Linked DNA regions of Mus musculus: region 2 is linked to region 1. A link is a contact called in ENCODE Hi-C or POLR2A ChIA-PET data. All regions are on one chromosome and are shown on one strand. The core of a region is the stretch at or near the end of the contact, and the rest is flanking DNA. Distances in the headings are between cores, read along the strand shown.

The links. A loop is a pair of places that touch in the nucleus more often than their neighbours do. ChIA-PET counts read pairs that join two places held with the same protein, here RNA polymerase II (POLR2A).
Region 2: POLR2A ChIA-PET joins it to region 1 with 17 read pairs in Patski. The contact joins the enhancer-like site here to the promoter of Neu2 in region 1. A Hi-C loop is called at or near these places in 1 of 37 maps with a recorded cell type or tissue (heart). POLR2A ChIA-PET finds 5 or more read pairs at or near these places in 2 of 5 experiments (Patski and embryonic stem cell).

Annotation. Positions count from the first base shown.
Region 1 is chr1:87,571,366-87,577,913 of GRCm38, forward strand. It overlaps Neu2 (neuraminidase 2), which reads left to right and starts at 2,662. Exons shown (of 4, transcript NM_001160163.1): 1 at 2,662-2,761. It also overlaps a transcript of Ngef not described here.
Region 2 is chr1:87,605,551-87,612,098 of GRCm38, forward strand. No RefSeq gene overlaps it. Among named protein-coding and RNA genes, the nearest start is that of Inpp5d, 11 kb to the right of the region's middle. Within about 2 kb of position 2,437, at least 2 of the 3 ENCODE cell types and tissues checked have a DNase peak (open chromatin) inside an H3K27ac peak, as active enhancers do.

The DNA of each region.
Region 1 (6,548 bases), core at 1,412-3,911:
AAGATCCTGTACTGAGGCTTTAAAAACTGGAAATAGTTGAGGGACTGTCTTAATTAGGGTTTTACTGCTGTGAACAGACACCATGACCAAGGCAAGTCTTAAAAAGGACAGAGAGTCTCCAGAACAAGTCATTTGGAGAGTGCCTGGAAAGGGACAAGAGAAGCTTGGGAACCCTGAGTAAGGGACCAGAGAGGGGAAGGGAGGAAGGCCACATTTAGTGTAAGGATCCTTATACCTGGTCCCATCTGAAGTAGAGGCAGTCACCAGCAGCTGATAGCCTAAGGTAACTCAGCCTTACGTATAATCCACAACCATCTCCCTTCAGAGTTTCAGCCTATCATGATGGAGAGCTTCAGGGGACACTTACTTAGCCAGTTAGCAGGTGTGCCTCCCTGACTTAAGATCCTGAGAATCAGGAGATCTCCCAAGCTCCCACCCTCAGCTCAGGTCCCCGGCTACAGTTTCCTCTTTTATGTTGTCCAGATAAATAGGCTAAGAAAGCCTACTCTCTCCCAATGCTGAGTTATACTCCTACATCCAAAGAGATCCCCACTTCTGGAGACTCTCTATCCAGAGTTACCCTCCTTAGATAATGTACCAGCAAATCATTTGGGAACTCTTTAAGGATCTAGATAGTGGGTACTTCAAGCTATAGTCTATGGTAGACACCATGACTAATGCATGTGGTTCCTGGCAAAGAGGTGAAAGTGACAAAGGCACACAGTCAGCCTGCTGCATCTACAGCTGAAGGGTGTATCTCCTGGGATGACATTGTCCGCATGTACAGAGCCTACTTCCTAAGTCTGTGAGTCCCATGGATAGGAGCACTTCTCCACCTTTCCCTTACTTCAGCAATCCTATTCACCAAGAATTCTTTACAGAGGCTTCTGCTTCCCCCAGGAACTTCCTGTTCTAGTCATTAAGATCCCAACCCCTCATCCCTAGGAACTTGAAACACTTAGCTAGAGTGAGAGCGGGAACAAGTGCTCACAGTCAACCCATCAGCTATTTCACCAACAGAAGCTCACCATGGGACATTCTTTAAAAGACCTCTCATTAATGTTCAAACTCACTGTGGTATCCCTGGCAGTGGGGCCACAGGGACTGCTGCTACCGTTAGGAAACAGGACAGGCTGGGTGTCTCCCTATCCTGGGGACCATGTCCATGAAAATCTGTGGTTGTTCAAAGAGTGGCCTGAGAGTGTGGTTGAGGAAGATGGCCTATTGTCCATTTTCATTGTCCAGGATGCTGGAGTCTCCAAGGAGACTCTGGCTTCTCCTTTCTGAGACTAAGTAACATCAAATGTGGGCCAAGATGAAGAAAGGGGGAGGGGAAAGGAAAACACAGTGGGGGGACCCAACCAGAGCCTTAATGTCTCTCTGCATTAAGACAGCCATTTCTCTCAAGGCAACAAGACATTGGTCACTAGCTGAGATAGCAGAGTAGCCAAAACTACAGGAATCCCAAGTCCAGCTCCCTGCAGCTGATGGCTTCGTGAATATCCCACATATTGGTCAAGACAGGAAATAAGAACCTTCTATTGCTATATCCAGCTGAGTTTTCTCAACCGAGTCACAACATACTCTGGCTTCTTGGCCACCAAGCACACAAATCTGGAGGGTTCTGAGGGTAGGGTCTTTTGTCCTGAAATGGTCCCTGAGCAGGAGGAGCAACATCAGTGGGGCAGCAACACAGGGGCTGTTACTCCATAGCTGTGAAGTCTCCTCCCTAGAGCACACCTTAACCCTGAGGTTTGAGCCAACAGCACACGGAAATCACAGCACTTCACAGTCTACACATACATTTACAACCAGGGCGAGCACCATGGGGAGTGAGTGCCCTGGTCTTGGAGGGCTCTGCAGTTACTTTAACATGAGGCTTCTGCCTCTCTCTGATTCTTTATCGGTTTTTGGCAAGAGGCCCTGCACGTTCCTGTTGCACAGGGCCCTGTAAGTTATTGACCTGTCCTTTGCAGTACATTGTCTCCCTAGTCTCCACAGCTGGAGGTATAGGAGCTGGAAAGAGGGGTCACCCTGCTTCGTGCTTCACAGATGTTGAAACACGCTGGGCTGGGAGAATCACTAAGCCAAGATGGGCTGGGAGCTCACAGGCATAGCCAGGACCTCATAGGTACTGCTGGAATCTTGCAAGGGTAGCCAAGTTCTCCTTCCCATGGACAGTCTGGCTGCCTTCTCTTTCCTAGTTCTTCTCAATCAATGCTTGCAACACTCTGCACTTCCCCAGCAGTGACCTCTCTTCTACGGTTTCCTTGATCTCATTTCATTAAAAAATAAGATAAAATAAACATATATTTTGCTCACCTGCCAGCCAGAAGTTCCTGGGTGTTAGGCCCCCTCATAAGTGCTTCAGTTTCTTCCTTTCCCATCCACGGTCCTGTCCGGGCACCTCAGTGCAGGTCTGTGTGTCCCCCACATAAGCACACAAGCTCCCTACCTGTCCCTGAGTACTATAGCCTGGAAAAGCCTCCCTGGGAAACATTCCTGACCTTCAGACCTGCCTCCCTATAGCTGGCCCCATTCCTGGGACAGGCACTTCCTGTCTGGGTGTTTACCTTGCTGGGTGCCCTGCACCTAGGCAGGGAGCCAGACACACCTCCCTAGGAGCCAGGCAAAAGGGGAGGTGCCACTGAGGTGCAGGTTGACATGACCCAAACGGCCCCTGGCTGCAAGGTAATATCGGAAGTTGACTAAGAATGGACGCCCCACCACTGACTGACCCGCCCCCTGAGTCTGAGATTGGGTAAGTGTTTATGATCCTCTTGGGTTCTGGTCACTTTTGTGTTAGTATGTGTACACGTGCACACACACGTGGAAGTCAGAGGTGAACACCAGGTCTCTCTCTTATTGTTTTCTGTTTTTCTTATGGAACCCAGGGCTCACTAATTGGCCAGGCTACCTGATCGGCCATCCTCCGAATCTTACCTGCACCCTCCCCTCCTGTCTCAAACTTCCCCTGTGGGGGTTAAAGGAGCACGCCACTGTGCCCCTTTTTTATGTGACAGTTGTGAATCTTCTCAAGTCCCAGTGCACATATGCCAAGCGGTTTGCCAACTAAGCCAGCACTTTTAATCACTGCTTTACATGGCCGTCAGGGCTCAGCTTGACAGCTCCCAGGCAGGGGACACCAGCTGCTCTATTCGAGAGGTCTTAATCAATTGTTACTATTACAGTGAATTATGATTAGTGACGGCTTCCTTCTGCCTGGTGCTTACTGCGTGGCAGGCACTGAACTAAGCAGATTGCATAACCTCTCTGTGTAGCCCTGAGCCCTCACTACAAGTTGAGAATCAGGTGCATTTTAAAGATACATATGTTCATAGATCATCTTGCCCAAGGCCACATAGATAGTAAGCTGCTCCAAGATTGAAACCCATCCTAGCTGGTACCAAAACCTTGCCTCTTAACCCATTGCTTTCATTTCTCAATGCTAATAGCTACACTGCCCATATTTATGTAAGCCTCCGATGAGCTATTGTTTTTTGTGACCTACCGCTGGTAATAAATTAACCCAACCGGTACTGCCAAGAAGCAGGGCATACTTATACTCTAGGTTTCTGTGAGTCAGGAATCTGGGCAGGGCTTGGCCGCGTTCTTTGTTCAGGGGCTCTCACTGGCTGGAGGCAAGGTGGCTGAGGGCCAGAACGCCTCTTTACAAGGCTGTGTGGAGAAGGCACACAGGCCTCCTGGGTTGTTGGCAGGCCTGCACGCCTCCTTGGGGATTGCTGGACTGAGGGCCTTGTTTCCTGCTGGTCATGGCTGGGCAGCTTGCTCTGTTTTGTTTGTTTGCCTCTCTGCCATGACACCTTGCTTCATTGAGGCTGCAGAAGATTCCAGAGATCTCTCTCTTCAAGGACATGGCTGTGTGATGCGCTCCACGTGAGCACGCTCAGCTATGGAAGTCAGATGTCTTCCTTGAAGAATCTCCACTTTATTTATTGAGGCAGGGTCAGTCATTAGACCTGGAACTAGTCAAATCCAGCTAGTCTAGCTAGCTAGCTTACTGTGAGGATCACCGCCTCTGCCCGCTGAGTGCTGGGAACAGCCAGGCCCACCTAGCTTTTGTGTTCTGGGGACCTGGATCCTGACCTCTCGTTTGCATGCCACGCTCTTTCTCAGCTGAGCCATCTCCCAGAACCACAGACTTTTGTGATGTGCTCGTGGAAGTGACATTAAGTGGCATCCCATCACTCTGCCATGCTCTGCTTGTCAGAGAGCCGCCATTAGGTACAGCCCATATGTCACAGTAGGACATGGATGCAGGAAGTAGGCACCATTGAATCTCAGATGTCTGCCTAGTATGACATCCGATTGCCACAAATGTTGGTTCTGGTTTTTGCCACTGAATGCCAGAGGGAAGTAATCTCTCATCCACTCATCCCTGCTTTTTTTTTTAACAATAAAGCATATATATTCTAACTAAATTACAGATCAATATTACTCAGCAGCTAGATTAATACAGTCATACAGTCACTCAAACACTTGCACAGTCCCAAACTCTCCCTCTCCCTATCTTGATTATACATATATATGCATATATAATATTATATATTATAATTATATATATAATCGAAAGAGAGATATGCGCACATAGATATAGACTAGACATAAGTAGATACAGATGTATCAGCAAAATTTACTTACTTAGAATGGCCATAGGGCTTCACTTAAGAGTGTTACACTTTCACTATCAAGTGCATCTTTATTCACTAATTCATCAATACACACTCACATGAAAAAACAAACAAAAAATTAATAACTCTGACCGACCCAATCCACTCTTGGGCATATGCTCCCAAACCCCAGATCCTACTTCACAGATATCTGTACGTCCATGTTTATAGCAATGACGTGGGGTAACCTGAATGTCCACCAACAGAGGGAGAGATGATGAAGACATGGGTACCTACACAAATGGAAAGTTATTGGGTATGAAGAAAAATGAAATTTACAGAAAAGTAGATGGACTCAGAAAGTACACCATTCAGTGAGGAGACCTAGGTGCAGAGAGGAGATAAGACTGCATGTTCTTCCTCATGTGTGGGTCCTGGCACATAGTGCACACTTGCTTATATGCAAACAGGTATAAGTTCATGAATTAATTTATCTGAGAATCTCCGTTCTCCTACGATAAGGAAACCAGATATACAGATGTTTGATAGTTTACCCAAGGTCATATACATTTTCCTGAACACACAGAAATGCTGGTTATGTATTTCTGTAATAAAGACATATTTCTGCTCAGAAGCTAGGTCAGCCTCCAAGTGCCACAAATGAGTAGCTAACCATAGTTACCCTGGTGAACTATTATGTACAATCCCTATTGTGCTTACTTTATTTATTTGCCTTAAAGGTTTATTTGTGTGTCTCTCTGTGTATGACACATGCACGTGTGTCTTTGGAGGCCAGAAGAGTGTGTTAGATCCCCTAGATCTGTAGTTACAGGTGACTGTGAGTCACTGGATGCAGGTGCTGGGAACTGAACCAGGTCTCCTGCAAGTGCTCTTAACCCCTGAGCCATCTTTCTAGATACCCCCCCCCTGTTTCTTTGTCTCTGTCTCTCTCCCTCCCTGCCTCCCTCCTTCTCTCTTTCTCTTTCTTTCAAATCTGTGTACATGCGTGATGTGTATGTGTGAGAGCGTGTTCATGTGTAAATGTGGGCATTTGTGTGCCATGGCATATGAATGGAGGTCAGAGGACAACCTTGAGTGTCAGGCTTCACCCCTGTGTTGTTTGAGACAGGGTCTCTTGCTGTTCACCAGTGCATAAGTCAGGCTTGTTGGCCCTTAAGCTTCCAGAGATTCTCTGTCTCAGCTTCCCATCCACTGTAGGACTGCTGGGATTTCAGATGAACGCGGCCGTGTCCAGCTTTGCATAGGCTCTGAGGGTCTGAACTCAGGCCCTCACCCTTGCTCACTGAGCCGCCCCCTTTCTTTTATTGGTTTTAAATAAATGCCTACGAGAACACCAGCATCTCAACCTGGTGGGATACAGCAGGAAGCTTGCAAAGGACTTAACAGTATAGAGTTAAAAAATGCCCCAGGCTGTGGGGAGAAATTAGGATTACCTACAGGAAACAGACGCAAACATTGGAGCTACCTATGGGGTCTAACTCTTTTTTTTTAACATCTAATTTTTTATTAGGTATTTTCTTCATTTACATTTCAAGTGCTATCCCAAAGTCCCCCATACCCTCCCCCCCCTTCCCTACCCACCCACTCCCACTTCTTGGCCTTGGCACTCCCCTGTTCTGAGGAATATAAAGTTTGCAAGACCAAGGGGCCTCTCTTCCCAATGATGGCTGACTAGGCCATCTTCTGCTACATATGCAGCTAGAAACATGAGCTCCGGAGGTACTGGTTAGTTCATATTGTTGTTCCACCTATAGGGTTGCAGACCCCTTTAGCTCCTTGGGTACTTTCTCTAGTTCCTCCATTGGGGGCCCTGTGTTCCATCCAATAGCTGACTGTGAGCGTCCACTTCTGTGTTTGTCAGGCACCGGCATAGCCTCACAAGAGACAGCTATATCA
Region 2 (6,548 bases), core at 1,187-3,686, 34 kb after region 1:
AGGCATTGGGGAGATGTGTGGGTGGGAGCTTAGAATGAGGTCTGGCTAGGAACTTGGATTTGCAGGCTCTAGTCAGAGAAGGTATCCCCAGAGAGTGTAGACTAGACAACAGAAAATGCAGAAGGGGGGAGCACTCTCAAGCACCCAAGAGTATGGAGAAGACCTTGGTCACAAAGGAAAGCAGCGCTGAGGGAGCCTAGAGGATTTATCGAATGAAGAAGCTTTCAGGGTCTCTGGCTAGGCTGTGACAGAGTGGGTTGAGAGCTACAAGGTGGCCTGGTAGGCGGAGAAGTTTTTGGTCAGACCATAGGAGAGGGTAAGGCAGGTACAGGTAGGAAGTGATTACATTGTAACAGTCGCCAAGTGAGGACAATTAGACCCAAAGTGTCAGCTAAGCTAAGAGATGGGTTGATGGCTAGGCAAGAAGGTATGCTGTTGACCCCAGGGAGAAGCCCAGGGCCTGCCCTGCAGGTTTTTATTGAGCTGGTCTGGCTGGAAGCCTTTCATATTTATAGCCGAAGCTGAGAACCTGTGGCAGGGAGGGATTTTAAGGATAGGAACCATCACGCTTGCTCTCACAAGATGAAGGGGATGAGTGGGTGGGGAGGAGAGGAGAAAAGCCAGGACCATGAGAGATTTGAGAGCCAGTCCCAACTTGGTAGTAAGGTGACCTTGGAGGAGCAGAGTGTGTGAGAATAAAGGCAGATGCAGAGGAGGGTGGTCTGGGAGATCTGCTCTTCTTTGTGGGCAGTGAGGTGAAGAATTTTAAAGTCTGATGAATCTGGAAGTGAGCTGGGTAGAGCAGCATGAATACAGGAGATAGGGAACGGAGGAGGTTGGTGCTCAGCGGAGGCCTAGAAGTCCCTGGCTACCACATTGTTTGGACACATAACATGGGTTATTCTAGGGCTGGGGCTGCCTGTTTTTTTGTGTTTCTCTGGAGTTCAGGGAGTCTGGCTGGAATATTTCAGACAGAGATGGCAGAAAGGGGCTCTGAGGATGTCCAGGATCTGAAACACAAATGGGGTTGTGGACATTAAGAGTGAGGGAGACTGGGTGTGTAGAAGTGAAGACTGGGAGAAGGTGGGGGTGGAGCAGAGGCTGGGGACTGGCCAGAGGAGTGGAGCAGGATTTGGAGGCCATAATTTTGCTTGCCTGTGTTCTACAATTATAGCTACCATCAATAGAACTGGCTAAAGATTCAAGACTCAGGCATAGAGTAAAGGGGACTCCTGTCTGGTCCCTGTAAGGGAAGGAAATACCAAAGAGGGACAGTAGTGGTTTCCTAAGTCATTGAAGTCACAGGATATAATAGTCTGAGCTATGGGGAGCTTTGGGAGTTTGCAGACAGGAGAGGATTCTGGGAGAATGAAACCTTTGAGTAAAGGAATCGCAGAGTCTAGCAGTAAAGTTCTGATTATCTAATTCAAGGCTTACAGCACACAGTCCCATTCTGAGATCCTCAGATATGAGCTAGGAGCTCTGGTGTGCTGCTAATTTGCAGGTTGGTTAATCTCTCTGGTTCTCACTTTCTCAGGCGTGAAGTTGGAGGTTATGTCTGCCTTGAGGAGTATCTGTGTGGCCCGGACGAGGTAACTCATACATAAATGTTAGTGCAGTGCTTGCACCTAGAGGCAATCTATCGCTACAGTCCAGGTATTGTTAAGGGGTGAATTGTGGTGACTCCCAAAGTGACTGTCTCTGGAGATGGTGCTTTTAAGTAGCAACTAAAGTCGAACGAAGTCAGAAAGGTGGTAGGTTCAAAGGAAAGTATGGAAGGTAGCCGCCTGCCAGTCAGGAAGACAGCCCTCAGCAGAAGCAGCAATGTCAGAACCTTGATTGTGGATGCCCACCCTTTAAATGACAAGAAATAAATACCTGTTGTTGCGTTGTTGGAGTCACCGTCCATGATATTCTGTTGTGGGGCGTGATCTAAGACAAGTGCCCACAACGTGACAGTGTGGTGGTTAAGTGGGAAGAGGAGCCTGTAGCGGGGCAAGCGCTCTAGAGGCGTGGCTTATTGTAGAGGCTCAGGAGGTGGGGCAAAGAAGATGGACAGCATTCAGCAGGTGTCAGAAAAGGCTTATGGCCCAGGGTGAGGCAGCAGCCGGTCCCACAAAAGTGGAAAGCCATTTCAGAAACATTTTTTTTTAAACCAGGGTGTAACCCCGGAAACTCAAAGTCGGCTGAGGGTAGGGCGGGTGGCATAGGAGGAAGACGGGGCTGGGGAGAAGATTCTGGAACCCACAGTGAGGGTTTTTGGCAGATCAGTGAAGATAGCTGCTGGCTGAGGAAGCATAGAGGAAGAGGTAAAAAGTCTGAAGCAGGGAGCAGCTGACACGTAATCACCACAGAAAGCGGGTAGCTGTTGGCAGAAAAGGCGTTTAGGAAGCGCGGCCGCGGGCCCTGCCAAGGGAGGCTGTCGTGATTCACGCTTGGGAAGTGCTGGAGACCAGAACACAGGTTGGAGGAGGTCCAGGCATGGCACAGTGCAGTAAGTAGCCTGGCAACTGTGGTGGGCTGACCCTCTGGTCTGGGGCTTGACTCAGGGAATGGAGTCCCAGGGTGGAAAAAAAAAGATGAATTAGGAATCTGCCACCAGACTGAGCGTCTTCAGAGCGTTCTTCTGGGATGGTTATTTCAAATTGGTTTGTTGTTGTTGTTTTATTGGTTGGTTGGTTGGTTTTGTGTGTGGTTTTTTGGTTCTTGAGGTTTTTGTTTTTTTGTTTTTTTTGTCTTTTGTCTCTTTCATTTACTACTGTATCATTACTATTATGCCCTGTCCCTAAGAGTCCTGGCGACACTGGCTCAAGTTCTTACTCAATTCTTCCTACCCACTTGATCCCACCCATATCTTGTCACTGCCTGGTTTTCTGTCACAGCCAGGTTTCCCGTTTTCAACTATGCCATGAAGCACGGATCAAGACATCATGAGTTCTTTGTCCTCTTGGGAAATGGAGTCTGTTCCTGTTGCTGGCTTTATTTGAAAAGGGACGAGCTGGTCTTGATTGACACCTGAATGTTGTTCAGGCTTGGGGAGGCCAGAGGTCAAGGCGCCCCCTGGCGGTGGAAACTGCAAGGCTCAGGCCCTAACCTAGGGTTGTAGAAGCTGCGGGTAAGCTGTGTACTTGTAAGATGCTATCCTCCTTCAAAGCAAGGTTGTTAACCAGAGGTGATTCTTAGTGATGCTGGCTACACCCTGTGCCAGCATTCTGTGGCACCATTGGGTGCCAGGAGTCTACCCAATCCTGTGCTGGCCAAGGCACTGCCCTCCGGGCACTGATCATCTGAGTCACACAGGATTTCTATCTTATCCTAAACAACCCCCCAGGCCAGCCATGCTTCACTGCCTCTCACCCTTCAGCAGAGATGTCTTCCCCACTTTCCTGAGATACAGTGTGATTCAGATGGGCCAAATGTTACAAGGCTGGCCTTCAGACTCTGGCCCTGGTCCTGTGTATGATTCCATGTCTGATCTGAACTGCTGCAATAGAGTTTTCAGAGATACGGAGGAGAGATAGGATGAACTGAGGCTACCATCGTTCCATCCTCAAGGCAAGCCTGTTCCCAGGAAGCCAGCCAAGTGCTCTAAGACCAGTTGCAACGAACTTTGCAAGCTTGAAGGAAACCTGTGTCTGCTGAAGCCTGATGCTAGGACTTGCAAAGACCACCTTAAGGATGTGGTCCAAAGCCTGGTGTAGGACTTGTAAAGACCACCCTGAGGATCTCGTCCAGAAGCAGAAATGCAAATGGAACTGAGAAGCGAGATGATAGTCCAACGGAGCAGTGCCCTAACTGAGGCAACTTAGAGGAGATGTGGCAGCTAGAAGGAGCAGAGAGAAGACTGGATGGAGAGAGAAATGAGCAAGGGGAGTGGATAGACAGGAAAGAGCGCAGGGGCCAGATGGGAAGAGAGCCTTCCCAGCTCACAACCACAGCTACCGTCCTCCTCATGAGTATCCTTGATCTTTGACTTGGAAGAAGTCGATGCAGTCCTATGATGCAAATGAAGTTCCATGGACCTAGAAGGTGTGGCCTGCTGCTGTGGCAGCTGTGTAATGTCTGCTGGTGCCCTGAGGGTTACATGGACAGAAAAATGCAAGATTGAATCAGGAACAGGAGAAAATGATGTCATCAAGACGCTGGCTCACCGTAGTACAGTCAAACCTTTTTAAAAGTAGGGGGAGCAGCACAAAATACTGGTTAAAAGCACAACGCGTTAAAAATGAACATGGCTGTTTATTATCATTACAAAATATTCTTGTCCCATACCACAATACCAGCACTTAGGAGGCTGGCTGAGGCAGAAGGATCTCATGTTTGAGTCCAGCCTGAGCTATATAGAAAGACTAAAGCCAAATAAATAAATATGTTGTTCTGTAACTGACTGTATTAGCCTGCTTTTATACAGCCTACTGTGCAGTGGGTTTTTGTCACCAGCCTCGCTCCAGACAAATGAATGGAACACCAGCTTATACTATCAGAACATCCATGACACCACCAGAAATAAGAACTTTTTAAGCACTATTATCATGTTAGGAGACACCCCCCCCCCCCCGACAGGGTGTCATTGGTGACAGTGCCACATACATACAGTCACATACCACATCAGGGTATTTCAGTCGTTGACAAACTGTGGGTAGTTCTGCATCAGCTACTTGTGGAGGAAACAGCATTTAGTGACTAGAGCAAATGTTGAATATGGGTGAAGCATCCCTGCTCTGGGACAGATTAGTGACTAGAGTAAATGTTGAATATGGGTGAAGCATCCCTGCTCTGGGACAGATGTGTGAAAGGACTTTCCATAGCTAAGAGACCACGTCAATGCAAGGTCTTCAGGTTTTTACAGACGAGACAGATGACTTGCTTAGGGGTGGTATGGCACGATACAAGTTGATTCCTCTAAGTTCTGGCTAGATGAGTGCCTCAGAGCCTTGCAGTATATTAATAAGTACACACTGCTAGAGTACAGTATATTAATAAGCACACACTGCCAGTGTCCTAAGGGAGTGTAAGGAGTCCCAAGTAACTTGGCAAGCCACAGAAGTACTGGCAAGCACCACACCTTTCAGGACAAGATGCTGGCGAAACCCTGACTCCATTCTAGTCTTGCAACCTCTATGATCACATCAAGAACCTTGCTCAGGCTTGAGTGATGTCACCGAGGAACGTGATGAATGCCATCTAGAAGCACTGAGAGCATCATCCACAACTTCAAAGGAGTTTATCAACACGAAAAGGTTTCAACACTCAGCGGGGTGGTGGACAGCTGTGGCAGGCAGAGGACAAGGTTGACTCTGAGGAGCTCTGCGGGTGTTTCTGAGCAGACAACCAGACCTCAGGCCCTGCCCAGAATGCTGGCATGACAACAGGATATGGGGGCTAATAACAGCAATACTGATGATCCTGGTCCTATAGAGTCCTAAGCTAATGTGTTCATTTGTGCCTGATTTTCTATTAAAAAACAAACAAACAAACAAACAAAAAGAAACAAAAAACCAACTTAAGCAAAAACCACAACTTCCAAAATAAAGATATAAAGAGAGTGGCTTTGTGTTGCCATACAATGTATTTGTTTTAAATTGTGTTACAAAATCAAAGAGGTTTTAAAATACATTTTAGACATGCTTTATAATGTTATAATAAAAAGCAAAAGCGTGCATTGTTGAGTGGAAGACAAGAAGAGGGAAGACCTCATTTTAAAATGGAGTCTCTCTGGCTGTGGTGCCTCAAGTCTTGAATCCCAGCATTCAGAAAGCTGAGGCTGGAGGATAGCCACAAGTAGCCAACCTGGGCTACTCAGTGCAATCTTATTTCACAAACAAACCAGTCTCCCTACCTCATTCCTAAGATGGTAACATTTACTGTACATATTAATTAAACAATAGCTGGGAGCAATGGCATACATCTGTAATCTCAGCCCTTGGGAGACTGGTGCAGGAGGATCATTGTGAGTTCAAGGCCAGCCTAGGCACATCGTAAGTTCCAGGCCAGCTACACACAGAGACTGTGTCTCAATTAAACAAACAAAAGAAAAGAAGACATGATGGTGCATCACCCAACTCACTATATTAGAACAGAAAATGTCACTTAGCTCCTGCTCATGGGCATCACTGCTCTACAGACATGATCTGTGCCTGCCTCCCTTCCTAACGCCTAGGGAAACCCCATGTAATAGAACATGCAGCTGCACATGGGCACTACTTACACACACACACACACAAATATACGCACACACCTGGATCTTCCCCCATGAGTGTCCTTGAAACTGTCACATTCTAGAACTTTCTCTGGGCCCTCCAAACTGTCAGAACCCTTTCAAAAGCTTGGATTCTTGCTTTGAATATCTGAGAAATAACACACATGCATTCATTTACCCATGTACTATTCTCCCTTTGAGAGACACAGAAGGCTGTCTCACCTTCGCTTCAGGTCCTACTAAGAAGGGTCCTGGGGGAATCCTGGAGGATGGCTGAATATAATGTAAGGCAGACAGGAAGCTCTTAAGCCATTTGAGGGATCATGGGGACTTCAAGGTTGTGGCCCCT